Linked DNA regions of Homo sapiens: region 2 is linked to region 1. Evidence: read pairs that join two places in POLR2A ChIA-PET (ENCODE). Cell type or tissue: PC-3. All regions are shown on one strand. Links, peaks and the distances in the headings refer to the core of each region. The heading gives the core; the rest is flanking DNA.

Region 1 (8,288 bases), core at 2,270-6,269:
AATCACCTGAGGTCAGGAGTTCAAGACCAGCCTGGCCAACATGGCGAAACCCCATCTCTACTAAAATACAAAAATTAGCTGGGTGTGATGGCAGGCGCCTGTAATCCCAGCTACACCAGAGGCCGAGACAGGAGAATCACTTGAACCAGGAGGTAGAGGTTGCAGTGAACTGAGATCGTGCCACTTCGCTCCAGCCTGGGTGACCGAGGGAGACTCGGTCTCAAAAGATGTGTTTTCAGTTCCCAGGCATCATAGTTGATGCATTCCTAGTGGGTATGAGACTCCTTGGATCTTGTAGCTTTCATCCCAGGTGGGGCCTTATCCCTAGGAAATGGGTGCCCAAAGCTGCTGAGCTGAGGGCTCCTGACCCCCCAGACCAGGGGGGAGTGTATTTTGAGGTGCATACCCCAGGGGTGTATCGCGATCTCTTTGGGACCCTTCAAGCCTTTGACCCCCTGGACCAGCAGATGCCGCTTGCTCTCTCACTGCCTGCCAAGGTAGGCTCCTGGAGGGACGGGGCAAACCAGAGGGGTGGCGCTGTAGGGATTGGAAGGTCTGAAGTATTATAGGAATCAGATTATTGATCCAGAGGGGCAGGGGATCCCCAGGGAGAGGTATGCCAAAAGAGATCAGCTGGGGGCTCGGTGCGGAGGGAGGCTGAGGAGGGAGTATCGCTTGAGCCCAGGAGCTCTAGACCAGCCTGGGCAACATAGTGAGATCCCATCTCTAAAATATATATATAGAAAGAGATCAGCTGGGGATGGCAGGTTAGTGGCTTGGAGACTCTGGAACTCAGAGTTCCTCTGGAGGGAATGGAATCCCTATCCCCTTTCTATCTTGCACGCTAGATCCTATTCTGTGCTCTTGGCTACAACCACCTTGGCCTGGTGGATGAATTTGGCCGAATCTTCATGCAAGGAAATAACAGATACGGGCAGCTAGGAACAGGGGACAAAATGGACCGAGGGGAACCCACACAGGTGAGACTATTTCCCAGCAACTCTCATCCCAACCCCTTTCCTCCAATTCCCTAACCCCCAGATCTGTCCACTTCTCCAGATTCCACAGAATCCAATTTCTGTTCCTTTGGGAAGTTAAGCCACTCAGTATGTAATGCCAGTGGTACTACCCCATGTCTTACCCAGGGTTGGCACTACGAGGTCCATTCTGTGCAGTGCACACTGTAAATGCAATAGGAATTTAGTGAAGGGGTAGGGTGGGTGACCTGGGCAGGCTAGAGACTTCTAGAAGAGGTAAGATGTGAGCAGGGGCCAGGTGCAGAGCCTCACGCCTGTAATCCCGACACTTTGGGAGGCCGAGGTGGACAGATCACTTGAGGTCAGGAGTTCTAGACCAGCCTGGGCAACATGGTGAAACCCCGTCTCTACCAAAAATATAAAAAATTAGCTGGCTGTGGTGGCACATGCCTGCAATCCCAGCTACTCAGGAGGTTGAGGCAGGAGATTCTCTTGAACCTGGGAGGCTGAGGTTGCAGTGAGCTGAGATCGTGCCACCCTACTCCAGCCTGGGCCACAGAGCGAGACTCCGTCTCAAAGAAAAAGAAAAAAGATGTGAGCAGGGCATCGTGGGTTACATAAGACTTAGGTAGGGATAGAGAAGGCATTCTGTGTGATGAGGAGGGGGATAGGCACGAAACTTGCACATACCTGGGACAGTGACAAGACGGGTCTCACTAAAGCACAGAAGGCATCTTGGGAATCACTGAGGTATGAGGTGGTACAGGTGGGCACAAGCTTAGAGAGGTGTAGATTTGGGGAAGAGTCACTGCAGGTTCTGGAATAGGAGAAGGCAACCCCCAAGAGGTGACTGAGAATGTGTCAGGAGCCTTGTGCAGAGGAGGCCAAGGAGGGGAGCCCGCCAGGAGGCTGTTGAGTGATGACAGCACTTGAGACAAGCGCCTGGTGCTGCAGCGAGAATGGGAAGGAATGGATACAGGAGCTATTTGGGAAGAAAATGAATAGGGCCTCAAAACTGATTAGATGTAGAAGAGAGGGGTATAAGACAGAGGTGGCTCTGGAAGAAAGATATCTCACACCTGTAATCCCAGCACTTTGGGAGACCAAGGTGGGTGGATCACGTGAGCCCAGGAGCATGAGATCAGCCTGGACAACATGGTGAAACCCTGTCTCTAGAAAAAATAAAAAATTAGCCAGGTGTGGTGGTGGGTGCTTTTAGTCCCAGCTACTCGGGAGTCTGAGGCACGAGAATTGCTTGAGCCTGGGAGGCAGAGGTTGCGGTGAGCCGAGATCGTGCCACAACATTCCAGCCTGGGCAACGGAGAGAGACTCTGTCTCAAAACAAAACAAAACAAAAACCACACTCAATTGGAAACGTCTAGCTGGCAATTAGATTCTACCTGGGAACATGGTTGAACAAACAGAAGTAGAGACTGAAAAGCAACTCTGAGAAGTAGGCCCTGTGGTAGACAGGGGATGAAGAGGTGCCTCTAAGACAGGCCGTGCACCCCTCTAACACTGTCCCAGAAGCCACATGAGAAGGAAGTTCCAAATGGGGTGGGTGGTAGGGTTAATTGATGGTGTGACAATGTAAGATACATTTACTACTGACATGGAAAAGATAGTCATGCCATATTTTTAGGTGAAAAAGACTTTTATGAAATGGTTTACATAGTACCATTTATTTTTATTTTTATTTTTATTTTATTTTCAAGATAGAGTCTTGCTCTGTCTCCCAGGCTGGAGTGCAATGGCGCGATCTCGGCTCACTGCAACCTCTGCCTCCCAGGTTCAAGTGATTCTCCTGCCTCAGCCTGCCAAGATGGGATTACAGCGCCCACCACCATGCCCGGCTAATTTTTGTATTTTTAGTAGAGACGGAGTTTTACCATGTTGGCCAGGCTGGTCTCAAACTCCTGACCTCAGGTGATCTGCACACCTTGGCCTCCCAAAGTGCTGGGATTACAGGTGTGAGCCACCGCACCCAGCCTCTTTTTATTTTTATTATTACTTTTTTGAGACATGGTCTCCACTGCTTCCCAAGCTGGAGTGCAGTGACACAATCGTAGCTTGCTGCAGCTTTCAACTCCAGGGCTCAAGAGATCCTCCCGCCTCAACCTCCCAAGCAGCTAGGACTACAGGAATGCGCCACTACGCCCAGATAAGTTTTTGTTTTTTTTGTTTTTTTTGTTTTTTTTTTTTTTAGAGACAGGGTCTTGCTATGTTGCCCAAGCTTATATTGAACTCATGGCTTTAAGCAATCCTCCCACCTCAGACTCCTAAAGTGCTGGGATTACAGGTGTGAGCCACCACACCTGGCCCCATCCCATTTTTTGTTTAAAAATACACAACTTGCCCATCATGGTGGCTGACATCTGTAATCCCAACTACTCAGGAGGCTGAGACAGGAGGATTGCTTGAGGCCAGGAGTTGAAGGCTGCAGTGAGCTGTGATCACCACTGCACTCCAGCCTGGGTGACACTGAGACCCTATCTCTAAAAAATAAAAAATATACAATTTATGTGTATTTGTTTGTTTAGCCAACAGTGAAGAATATCTAGCAAGATGTTAATAGTAGATGGTGGGATTTCCAATGATTTTAAAATTAATTTTTTGCTTGCCAATGTTTCATAATTTTTCTAGAATGACCATAAATTACTTATCAGTGTCTTCAGAATTAAAGCGCTAACAGGCTCAGGAGAATGAGGGGGCAGAAGACGCCCTGGGATTTAGCCACTGAGAGGCCAAGTGCCTCTAGAGAGAGCATGTCAGTAATGTAATAGAGAGAAAAGCGAGATCCCAGGGAGGTGCTGGATAGACTGGCTGTGGGAAGGAACAGTAATGTGGTCAGCCTCAGATTGGTCATGTAACCAACTCTGCTGCTTAAGAGAGAGAGGCAGGAAGCGGCAGGAAGCAAGTAGAAGCTTTTTTTTCAAAAACAGGGTGGCCATTTTGGAAAAGAATTATGTGATAAGTTGAAAATGCTAGGCTAAGCATTTCAACTAGCTCACACCTGTAATCCTAGCACTTTGGGAGGCCAAGGCAGGTGGATTGCCTGAGCCCAGGAGTTCGGGACCAGCCTGGGCAACATGGTGAAACCCCGTCTCTACTAAAATACAAAAGAAATTAGCCAGGTGTGGCGGTGTGCACCCATAGTCCCAGCTACTCGGGAGGCTGAGGAAGGAGAATTGCTTGAACTGGAGAGGCGGAGGTTGCAGTGAACTGAAATCGTGCCACTGCACTTCAGCTTGGGCAACAGAGCGAGACTCCGTCTCTACAAAAAAAAAAAAAATGCTAGAGGCTGAGGTGGGAGGCCCGGAGTTCGAGATCACCATGAGCAACATAGTGAGACACTATCTCTATAGAAAATTTAAAAATTTAAAATTTAAAAATTATAGGCACATGCCGGGTGTGGTGGCACATGCCTGTATTCCCAACTACTCAGGAGGCTGAGGCAGAAGAATGGCTTGAGCCCAGGAGGTCAAGGCTGCAGTGAGCTATGATTGCACCACTGCATTTCAGCCTGGGCAACAGAATGAGACCCCATCTCTAAAAAAAGAAAAGAGAAAATAAAAATGCTAGAGTGGAGGCTGGGCTCAGTGGTTCATGCCTGTAATCCCAGCACTTTGGGAGGCCAAGGCAGGCAGATCACCTGAGGTCAGGAGTTCGAGACCAGCCTGGTCAACATGGCAAAACCCCTTCTCTACTAAAAATACAAAAATTAGATGGGTGTGGTGGCAAGGACCTGTAGTCCTAGCTACTTGGGAGGCTGAGGTGGGAGAATCACTTGAACCCAGGAAGGCAGAGGTTGCAGTGAGCCGAGATCGCACTGCTGCACTCCAGCCTTCCGACTCTGTCTCAAACAAAAAAAAAAAAAAGAAAGAAAGAAAGAAAAGATAATACTAGAGCAGGAAGGGAGGGATAGTGGAAGGGAAAGTCCTTCCTCAGGGTGGTGTTGGGGTCTAACCTGGAATTGCACAAGAAGCAAGTCTCCCCGAGGCTGGCAGGCAGGATGAGAGGCTGGACTGGCATAGACGGGTGGGCTGAGAATGAGGGGTACACCACAGCAGGCCCTGGGCTCAGGCAAGGAGCTGATTTTCTGGGGGCATAGATGAGATACCAACAGAAGTGCAAGACCCTATGTGACCAGTTAGAGTATGGGGGCTGCAGGGGTCAGCAGGGCAGACCTGGGGCGTGGGACAGTGCTGGCTCCCATTTCCTCCTCCCCAGTTCATTCTGCCCCGAGCCTTCCAGTCAACCTTTTCCCACCCCAGCCCCCCCGTCCCTTGGTGCTCCCTGCTCAGGGACCCTGGCCGTGTGTCCCCAGGTTTGTTACCTGCAGCGGCCCATCACCCTGTGGTGCGGCCTCAACCACTCCCTGGTGCTGAGCCAGAGCTCAGAGTTCAGCAAGGAGCTGCTGGGCTGCGGCTGTGGGGCTGGGGGCCGCCTCCCAGGCTGGCCCAAGGGGAGTGCCTCCTTCGTCAAGCTCCAAGTCAAGGTCAGAGCGGGGTCAGGAGAGTGGGCACCCAGGGAGGATGAGAGCCATGAACCAGGAAGCCCACAGGCTGTAGCTGGGGCTCCTGCAGGGACCCAGGGGGTCCCATTTCCCTAGCACCACCCCACCTCCCTCCTCTGCCGCACACCACGCTCTCTGCTTTCTCCCTTAGCAGACTGTGCTGGCCTTGCCCAACCTCACACACCCCTGGGACTTAGCCGGCTCAGGGCTGGTGTGAGAGGGAAGAATGCAATAGGCAGATTAGCCCGGGCACCCTGGGAAACCCTGCAAGGAAAGCACCACTCAGCCATGCCCCCTTTCTCTCCTCCTCCAAGGTCCCTCTGTGTGCCTGTGCCCTCTGTGCCACCAGGGAGTGCCTATACATCCTGTCCAGCCACGACATTGAGCAGCACGCCCCCTATCGCCACCTGCCAGCCAGCAGGGTGGTGGGGACTCCTGAGCCCAGCCTGGGGGCCAGAGCACCCCAGGACCCCGGGGGGATGGCCCAGGCCTGCGAGGAGTACCTCAGCCAGATCCACAGTTGCCAAACGTTGCAGGACCGCACGGAGAAGATGAAGGAGATCGTAGGGTGGATGCCCCTGATGGCCGCACAGAAGGACTTCTTCTGGGAGGCCCTGGACATGCTGCAGAGGGCTGAAGGAGGCGGGGGTGGTGTAGGGCCCCCAGCCCCTGAGACCTAATCCCCCTCATGCTAGCCTAGTCCCTGGAGGAGGGAGTCCGGCCCCAGGCCAGGGACTAAGGAGCAATGACCATTGTGCACATGCGTGTGGGAAGGGGTTGCTAGGGGGTGGGGACGGCTAACCAGGGTAAGAATGTTCAGGGGGCTGCCCAGGAGGGGCCCCCAACCTGACTATCATGGACAAGAGATTTGATGGATAGAATAAAAGGCTGCAGCGAGGCCTGGTGTGGAAGCCTTGGGGGCTGGGAGGGACAGGGGCAGGGATGGGGTGGGTGGGTGCCCGGCTTGGTGGGTGCAGGAGGGCAGGAGCCCAGGCAGGGGCAGGCAGCACAAGCAGCTCCAGGTCTCAGGTGCAGCAGAGCTGATGCTGCCTGAACCCTTCACATTGTTGTCCACTCCCTGCTCCCAAGAGCACACCTGGTCGTTTGGACTGGGAAGTTCTGGCCCTACCTTCTGGAACAACTCTATGCACAGATGCTCTTGGCTACCCCACTGGGATCCCCTGCCCACTAGACTTGTCCCCATCCTGAGGCAGCCTGTTCCTCCTGACCCCCGAAAGCTTCCCACCCATCTCCCTTCGGCCTGAAGCCAGCCCCCCTCCTCTCTCCCTTCTGTTTACCTCCCAGGTTTGGGCTCTATTTTCTACTCCTTCCACCTCTTCCTGAGTAACAAGGACACTCCCTTCATCCACACCCCATGCCTCCTGCCTTGCTTCCTGTACCTTCAAGTAGTTGGAAGAGGTCATGGGTGAGAATTCCTTCTCCTTGGCCTAGTCTGGCCCAGGTCTGGAGAGAAGGCAATGGAGATGTGAAGTGGAGGCCAGGTGTGGTGGCTACGCCTATAATCCCAGCACTTTGGGAGTCCGAGGTGGGCGGATCACCTGAGGCTAGGAATTTGAGACCAGCCTGGACAGCATGCTGAAACCCTGCCTCTACTAAAAATACAAAAATTAGCCAGGTGTGGAGGCATGCACCTGCAGTCCCAGCTACTCGGGAGGCTAAGGCACAAGAATTGCTTGAACCCGGGAGGCGGAGGTTGCAGTGAGCAGAGATCGCGCCACTGCACTCCAGCCTGGGTCACAGAATGAGACTCTGTCTCAAAAAAAAAAAAAAAAAAAAAAAGAAATTGAAGTGGAAAATGAGCTGGCAGGGGTGGTCAGGCAGGGGGTGAGCAATGAGGGCTCCTGAGCTGAGGAAGCAGGGGCGGGGGGAGGATGGGGGCTAGGGAGTCCTCAGAAGTTCCCGGAGATACTCCCTCACTGGACAGAGTGGGGTTCCCGATGACGTTACTTGAGGCCTGGGAGACGGCCTCTGCCCCTCACTGCTCCTCCCCCTCCTAAGGTCAACATTTATGTGTCCTAGACCTAGAGAGGTCCCAGGACACGCCACTGTCCCGCCTTCCCCATTGCCCGCCCCACTGGCCAGTCCCCACGCCCACACACCCAAGGCTGCCCCATCTGGCGCTGATTATCCTGCTGCTGCCGCCACCGCTGCTGCTGCTCTGCAAAATTCAGCTGCTGCCTCTGTCTTGAGGACCCCAGCGCCTTTCCCCCGGGGCCATGCTGCCTGCAGCCACAGCCTCCCTCCTGGGGCCCCTCCTCACTGCCTGCGCCCTGCTGCCTTTTGCCCAGGGCCAGACCCCCAACTACACCAGGTAGGTCTCTTGGCATCTTCCAGACAGCTCCAGTGAACTTCAGACCCCCGATTCCTTTGGGGTTATGCCTGGAGATATTTTGGGTTCCCTTGCTGACACACCACTCCCCAGATTCCCCACCGCCTCACCCTTCTCTGGCCCCCAAATCCTCCCCATCTGCTGCAAGACCTTGGTCTCCTGCAGGCCACCACTGCTCCCATTCCCCCACCTTCGTCCTCTGGTCTCTTAAGTCTCCCCACCCACCCAGATCCTTGACCCCCCATAGAACCCAAGAGAGAGCCAAGCTCCTGAACTTGCCTGGTAGCTGGATTCCAGGAAGGAATTCGAGAGGGATTGTAGGGGGAGGAGGGGGCAGTGAGTGGAGACTTGGGAGTCAGAATCTGAAGTAGTTTGGAACAGGGGCAGGGCTAAGGTGTGGAGCTCGCGGAGCCTGGCCTCCAGGTTCAATCAGAGGGCCATCGCC
Region 2 (7,511 bases), core at 1,689-5,688, 200 kb after region 1:
TTTTCCTTCTTCCTTCTTCCTTCTTTCCTCCTCCTCCTCTTCCTCCTCCTTCTCCTCCTCCTCCTCCTTCTTCTTCTCCTCCTCCTACTTCTTCTTCCTCTGTCACCCAGGCTGGAGTGCAGTGGCATGATCTCAGCTCACTGCAACCTCTGCCTCCCAGTTTCAAGTGATTCTCGTGCCTCAGCCTCCCAAGTAGCTGGGACTACAGGCATGGGCCACCACGCTCAGCTAATGTTCGTATTTTTAGTAGAGACAGGGTTTCACCATGTTGGCCATACTGGTCTCGAACTCCTGACCTCAAGGGATCTGCCCACCTAGGCCTCCCAAAGTGCTGGGATTACAGGTGTGAGCCACCACACCCAGCCCCAGTAGTTCTTATTTCTTTTTTTAAAATATATTTTTTAGAGACCGGGTCGTGCTCTGTTACCCAGGCTGGAGTGCAGTGGCGTGATCTTGGCTCACTGCAGTTTCCACCTCCTGGGCTCAAGTCATCCTCCTGCCTCAGCCTCCCGGGTAGCTGGGACTCCAGGCAGCCACCACCATGCCCGGCTAATCAGTTCTTCTTCTTCCCCCACTTCACCTTCCTTGGGGCCTCACCTGACCCCGTGGCTGTCTCTACTGCAGGGCTATACCAGCGGAGGAGGAGGGACAAGGGGCGGAGCTGGGCCTCCGCACGGGCCTCCAAGTGTCCGAATGTAGCCCGGAGCAGCTGGCGAGCAACAGCACCCAGGCCTGTAGGGTGCTGGCAGACCCCCAGGGCCCCTTTGCTGCCTGTCACCAGACGGTGGCCCCAGAGCCCTTCCAAGAGTGAGTCATGGGCCCAGGACTTGTGGGAATGGCCCAGGTGCCTGCTCTGGTCTTTCCCTGGGGCCTCCTGCCCGCTTCCTGACCCAAGCTCTGTGTGGTTCACTCCTCCGTTCTCCCTGTGGCCTAATTTCCTTGTGACCCTCACTGGACACCGACTGATGTCTTTCTGTTTGGGGTTCCAGGCTCTCTTCTGCAGGGGTGGGTCTCCTCCCCTCCCCAAACTGACTGTGCCCTTCCTGCCCCCTCTCTGCACCAGGCACTGCGTGCTGGATCTGTGCTCTGCTCAGGACCCAAGAGAGCAAGAGGAGCTGCGTTGCCAGGTCCTCAGTGGGTACGCCATCCTCTGCCAGGAGGCGGGCGCTGCCCTGGCTGGCTGGCGGGACCGCACCCTCTGCGGTGAGGTGTTGCCCCTCCCTGTGCCGACCCTGACCCCTCTGCCGTCCACCTCTGCTGAACGCTCTTCCCACCATTGCCTCATCTCGGGCTTTCTGTCTTAGTCCCATCATCCCTCGAATTTCTGCCTTAGTCCCAGGTCCAAGTCAGCACAACCGGCAGCCTGGCTCCTTCTCTGCCCCTGCCTGGGAGCCTCCCAACCCCATCCCGCATCCCGCTCCTTCCTGCCAAGGTCCACCTTCGCTCAACCAGTTCCTTCAAATGTTCTAATGTTGCAGACCCTGGATGGGCTGGGCGTGGTGGTTCACACCTGTAATCCCAGTGCTTTGGGAGGTTGAGGCTGGAGGATGGCTTGAGCCCAGGAGTTCCAGCCAGGCTGCAGTGAACCATGACCGCACACCACCACACTCCAGCCTGGGCAACAGAGCAACATCCTATCTCAAAAAAAAAAAAAAAGAAAGAAAGAAAGAAAGAACGAAAAAAAGAAAGAAATTAAAAAAAGAAAAGACTAGACAGGCTGGACATGGTAGCTCATACCTGTAGTTCCACCACTTTGGGAGGCAGAGGCAGGAGGATCAATTGAATCCAAGAGTTTGAGACCGGCCTGGGGAACCAGTGAGACCCCATCTCTATAAAAATCTTAACAAATTGGCCGGGTGTGGTGGTGCATGCCTGTAACTCCAGTCACCAGGGAGGCTGAGGTGGGAGGATCATTGGAACCCAGGAGTTGGAGGCTGCAGTGAGCCGTGATCACGCCAGCCTGGGCACTCCAGCCTGGGCAACAGAGTGACTCCATCTCTAAAAAAAATTTAAAAAAATAAAAAATAAAAAAAAGACCCTAGATGAAGCTGCAACACGTTCTAGCTTCCTGCCTATATGCAACGCTGAGTGTTTTTGTTTTTGTTGTTGTTGTCTGAGACAGAGTTCGCTTTTTGTTGCCCAGACTGGAGTGCAGTGGCATGATCTCGGCTCACTGCAACCTCCGCCTCCTGGGTTCAAGCGATTCTTGTCTCAGCCTCCCGAGTAGCTGGTATTACAGGTGCCCGCCACCACGCCCGGCTCATTTTTGTATTTTTAGCAGAGATGGGGTTTCACCATGTTGGCCAGGCTGGTCTTGAACTCCTGACTTCAGGTGATCCACCTGCCTCATCCTCCCAAAGTGCTGGGATTTCAGGTGTGAGCCACTGTGCCCAGCCTACTCTGAGTTTTATCGGGTGACCTTGCCCCTGTTTGGCCTGCCCAGCCCCAGCCAGTTTCTGACCATGACTGTCCCCGCAGCCATGGAGTGTCCAGCAGGTACCATATATCAGAGCTGTATGACACCCTGCCCAGCATCCTGTGCCAACCTGGCAGACCCCGGGGACTGCGAGGGCCCCTGCGTGGAAGGCTGCGCCAGCATCCCAGGCTATGCCTACAGTGGCACCCAGAGCCTCCCCTGGCTGACTGTGGCTGCACCAGCAATGGCATCTACTACCAGGTCTGAGCTGGCAGCAGGAGGCCCTGGGGAGCAGAGGCGCCAAGGAGAGCCAGACCAGGGATGGAACTGGAACGTCTCCTCCTGGCCCTTCCCCTTTCTAGCTGGGCAGCAGCTTTCTGACTGAGGACTGCTCTCAGCGGTGCACCTGTGCCAGCTCACGGATCCTGCTGTGTGAGCCCTTCAGCTGCAGAGCGGGGGAGGTCTGCACCCTGGGGAACCACACCCAAGGCTGCTTTCCAGGTGAACCTGCACTCCTGCCCGGTTCCAAGCTGCCCCATGCCCTGGGGCGTCCATGGACCAAGGATCGTCCCCTCCTTGTCCTCAGGACTCTTCCACATTGATTTCAGGATGTCTGTCCCTGCCTTTGTAGGGAGGGACAAAGGACAAAGATCTCCCGATCCCTAAGCATCCATGACCTACCGAATCCTTCCCTAGCGTTCCTTCCCATGATCTCCTTCAGCCCTGATGGTTAGCACAGCACTCCTAATTTATACATAACAAACATGGAGTTCAGAGAGGTTAAGCAGTTTCCTGCTGGGCGTGGGTGACTCATGCCTGTAATCCCAGCATTTTTGGAGGTGAGGTGGGCGAATTGCTTTGAGCTCAGGAGTTCAAGATCAGCCTGGGCAATATAGGGAGACATCGTCTCTACTAAAAATTAAAGAAAAAAAGAGCTGAGTGTGGTGGTGCACTCCTGTAGTCTCAGCTACTTGGAAGCTGAGGTGGGAAGATCACTTAAGCCCAAGAAATTGAGGCTACAGTGAGCTATAATTGTGCCACTGCACTCCAGCCTGGGTGACAGAGTGAGATCTTGTCTCAAAAAAGAAGAGAAGAGAAGGGAGGAGGGGAGGGCAGGGGAGGGGAGGAAAGGAAGGGAGGGAGGAGAGGGGAGAGGAGAGGAAGGGAGAGGAGGGGAGAAGGAGGGAAGGAGAGAAGGAGGGAGGAAAGGAGGAAGAAAGGAAGAGAGGAAGGAAGAGATGAAAGAGTTTCAAAGGAAGGAAGTTTCCCCAAAGCCCAGGGCTAGTGAGGCAGGGTTGGGAGCCAGGCTGGCTGACCCCTGGCCAGTCTCTGGCAGCCGCTGCTTTCTCCCCGGGCGTCCCAGCCCCCAGCCAGGCCTTCCCTCAGCTGGGAGTGTCCTCCCAGGGCCCCCCTCCCACAACCCTCTCTGTCCTTGCAGAAAGCCCGTGTCTGCAGAACCCCTGTCAGAATGACGGGCAGTGTCGGGAGCAGGGAGCCACCTTCACCTGCGAGTGTGAAGTTGGTTACGGGGGAGGCCTGTGTATGGAGCCTCGAGATGCGCCACCTCCCAGAAAGCCAGGTGAGGGCATCGTCCAAGGCCCTGTACCCTCACAACCTCTTCCTGGCCGACAACCACAGAATGATTCTATATGTATTATATTCACATATAGAATGATATGTATTATAATATTATGTTACAGATATTATATATTATAAACATAACAATTTGTAGCTATAATGGATATTAATATATTAATATATCTTGTATATTAATTATCTATTTATATATTACATATATTATTATAGTAGGAATTATAATATAATCCCTAGAAATTCGCAGGACAAGCATCCTCAAAAAACCAGTCCTGGCCGGGAATGGTGGCTCACGCCTGTAATCCCAGCACTTTGGGAGGCTGAGGTGGGCGGATCACGAGGTCAGGAGATGGAGACCATTCTGGCTAACGAAGTGAAACCCCGTCTCTACTAAAAATACAAAAAGTTAGCCGGGTGTGGTGGTGTGCGCCTGTAGTCCCAGCTACTCGGGAGGCTGAGGCAGGAGAATCACTTGAACCTGGGAGGTGGAGGTTGCAGTGAGCCAAGATCAAGCCACTGCACTCCAGCCTGGGTGACAGAGCAAGACTCCATCTAAAAAAAAATAAAAAAATAAAAAAAAATTAGCTGGGTATGGTGGTGCACAGCTGTAATCCCAGCTACTCAGAGGCTGAGGCACGAGACCCGCTTGAACCCGGGAGGCAGAGGTTGCAGTGAGCTAAGATCACGCTACTGCGCTCCAGCCTGGGCGACCAAGACTCCATCTCAAAAAAAACAAAAAACAAAAACCAAAAACAAAACAAAAAACTAGTTCCTGTGCCCATCTCCTACCTATATACTGTGAAATCTTCTCTCTGAAGCCCAGCTCCCCACTCCTGTGACCTGTATCTCTCACCCCTGCTGCTTCCTCCTCCTGTGTCCTTCTGTGCCTCTCCAGCACCTTCCATTGTCCTTTCCTATCCCAAACTACAATTCCCATGGGCTTCTGGGCCAGTGGTTCTCCAGCTTTATCTTGCCTAAGATTGAAGACGGGGTAACTTGTGTACATGTATATTCCAGGACACACTCTGAAAGATCAGATTTGGTAGGTCTGGAGTGGGCCCAGGAATCTGCTTTTTTTTTTTTTTTTTTTGAGTCTTGGTCTGTTGCCCAGGCTGGAGTGCAGTGGCGTGATCTCGGCTCACTGCAACCTCCACCTCCCGGGTTCAAGTGATTCTCCTGTCTCAGCCTCCTGAGTAGCTGGGATTACAGGCGCCGGCCACCACGCCCGGCTATTTTTGTATTTTTAGTAGGGATGGGGTTTCGCCATGTTGGCCAGGTTGGTCTGAAACTCCTGACCTCAGGTGATCCTGCCACCTTGGCCTCCCAAAGTGCTGGGATTACAGGCGTGAGCCTTTGTGCCCAACCAGAATCTGCATTTTCAACAAGGGCCCAGGAAACTATGGAAGTGACTCCAGGGCTACTCTTTGAGAAATGCTGGCTGAGATGACACCTGGACTCTAGGGGACCTAAGAGAAACAGCTGCCCACCTAAATAGGCTTAAGGGAGGGCAGGCGTGGTGGTTCATGCCTGTAATTTCAGGACTTTGGGAGGCCAAGGCGGGAGGATCACTTGAGCCAGGAGTTCAAGACCAGCCTGGTAACATAGCAAGACCCCATCTCTACAAAAAATCACGAAAATTAACCGGGTGTGGTGGCATGTGCCCATAGTCCCAGCTACTTGGAAAGCAGGCTGAGGGGGAGGATTGCTTGAGCCCAGGAGTTCAAGGCTGCAGAAAGCTATGATCGCACCACTGCACTCCAGCCTGAGCAATAGAGCCAGACTCTGTCTAAAAAGGCTTATGGCAAACAGAAAACATTGCGGGGGTTGGGGAGGGGGCACTAAGACCTTGGAGTCCCTGGAGGTGAGAACCTCCTGGAGGAAGAAGCAGACACACCTAGAGATTTAGAGAGATGAGGTCCCCTGGGGTAGCAAGCAATCCCCAAAAGGGAGTACCCCTCAGTCCCCACCCTTCCCGTCTCACGTTCGACCTAATGTCTCTTCCCCGCACCCAGAAGCATCTAACCTGGTGGGCGTCCTACTGGGACTGCTGGTGCCTGTGGTGGTCGTACTACTGGCCGTGACCAGAGAGTGCATTTACAGAACGAGGAGGAAGAGGTGAGTCCTGGGAAGGAGAGAGGAAGGGCGGGTGGGGTGTGCAAACCGGGAAGCGGCTGGGCCCGTAAAGGGCCACTTGGGGACCCATGTCTATTCCCCCATGCCTTCTAGAGAGAAAACGCAGGAGGGAGACAGACTGGCCAGGCTGGTGGACACAGGTGAGAACCAACCCCACAGCCCGGAACCTCGGGGCCTAGAGTTGAGTCTCCTCTCATACATGGTTTTCTTGCTTTCTCCTCAGATACTGTTCTGGACTGTGCCTGTTAAGTTGCTCAGTTTTGAGCTGTCTTCAGACAAGAAGATTAAATAAATTTATATATTTATTTATTTGAGACAGGGTCTTGCTCTGTCGCCAGGCTGGAGTGCAGTGGCACGATCACAGCTCACTGCAGCCTCAACCTCCTGGGCCTCCTGCCTCAGCCTCCTGGGTAGCTGAGACTGCAGGCATGCGTCACCACGAAGGCTAAATTTTAACATTTTTGTTTTTGTAGAGATGGGGGCGGGTCTCACTATGTAGCCCAGGCTGGTCTCAAACTCCTGGCCTCCAGCAATCCTCCCGCCTTGGCCTTCCAGAGCCCTGTGATTACAGGCATGAGCCATGGTGTCTGGCCAAAATTATTTATTTTTGTTTCAGTTTTTTGTTGAGATGGAGTCTCGCTCTGTCTCCCAGGCTGGAGTACAGTGGTGTGATCTCTGTTCACTGCAACCTCCACCTCCTGGGTTCAAGCGATTCTCCTGCCTCAGCCTCCTGAGTAGATGGGATTACAAGTACACACCACCTTGCCTGGCTAATTTCTGTATTTTTAGTAGAGACGAGGTTTCGCCATGTTGGCCAAGCTGGTCTCGAACTCCTGACCTCAAGTGATCTGCCCGACTTGGCCTCCCAAAGTGCTGGGATTATAGGCATGAGCCACCACGCCTGGCCCAAAATTATGTATTTTTGAGACGTGAATGTCCACATGATTATAGTGGAGGAAGTTGGGTCTTGGAGGGAGGAAAATGAGGGAGAGAGGCACGTGGAGGCCTAGGTAGGGCTGGGTTCTGTGCAAAATGTCTAGAGGGGAGAGGAACCTAGGTTTGAGGTGAGGGTGTTGTCCCTTAGAGAAAGCCACATGCGGGTGGCACATTCAGTCCCGGCGAGGCTGACATCACTAGGGGAGACAGAAGGAGCAGGGAGGGCAGAAGGAACAGGGCGGGCAGGGGAATGGAGGGTGGGATGCAGCCCCAGACCCTCGGCTTCTGATTTAGGAGAAGACTTCACCTCAGGAATCCGAGTGCTTAGAGGACGTGGCCTCTGGCTCCCCACCAAGGTGATTCTGAGAAATTTTACATGTCAAGTACAGACTAAGGTTGGGGAATGTGGCTTTTTTTTCTTTTTCTTTTTTTT

Evidence for each region. Peaks named below come from ENCODE experiments on the same cell type or tissue, not always from the same donor. Only the 100,000 strongest peaks of a DNase experiment are listed, where the experiment ranks them.
Region 2: POLR2A ChIA-PET joins it to region 1 with 11 read pairs; 4 of 35 experiments call an interaction of 5 or more read pairs at or near these places.

Annotation. Positions count from the first base shown.
Region 1 is chr7:100,594,727-100,603,014 of GRCh38, forward strand. FBXO24 (F-box protein 24) reads left to right here. Exons shown (of 10, transcript NM_033506.3): 7 at 376-497; 8 at 849-980; 9 at 5,305-5,475; 10 at 5,808-6,391. The coding sequence ends at 6,173. PCOLCE-AS1 (PCOLCE antisense RNA 1) reads right to left here. Exons shown (of 9, transcript NR_038910.1): 2 at 7,614-8,288; 3 at 6,894-6,957; 4 at 5,997-6,126; 5 at 5,314-5,463; 6 at 4,945-5,076. PCOLCE (procollagen C-endopeptidase enhancer) reads left to right here and starts at 7,637. Exons shown (of 9, transcript NM_002593.4): 1 at 7,637-7,825. The coding sequence starts at 7,731. In PC-3, for the core only: a CTCF peak has its summit at 5,910; no DNase peak of the experiment used is centred there.
Region 2 is chr7:100,791,342-100,798,852 of GRCh38, forward strand. It overlaps ZAN (zonadhesin), which reads left to right. Exons shown (of 48, transcript NM_003386.3): 41 at 625-807; 42 at 1,064-1,138; 43 at 2,479-2,677; 44 at 2,779-2,917; 45 at 3,855-3,995; 46 at 6,025-6,124; 47 at 6,236-6,282; 48 at 6,366-6,456. The coding sequence ends at 6,391. Among named protein-coding and RNA genes, the nearest start is that of EPHB4, 32 kb to the right of the region's middle. RefSeq lists an enhancer at 2,686-3,233. In PC-3, for the core only: no CTCF peak of the experiment used is centred there; no DNase peak of the experiment used is centred there; H3K27ac peaks cover 1,203 bases.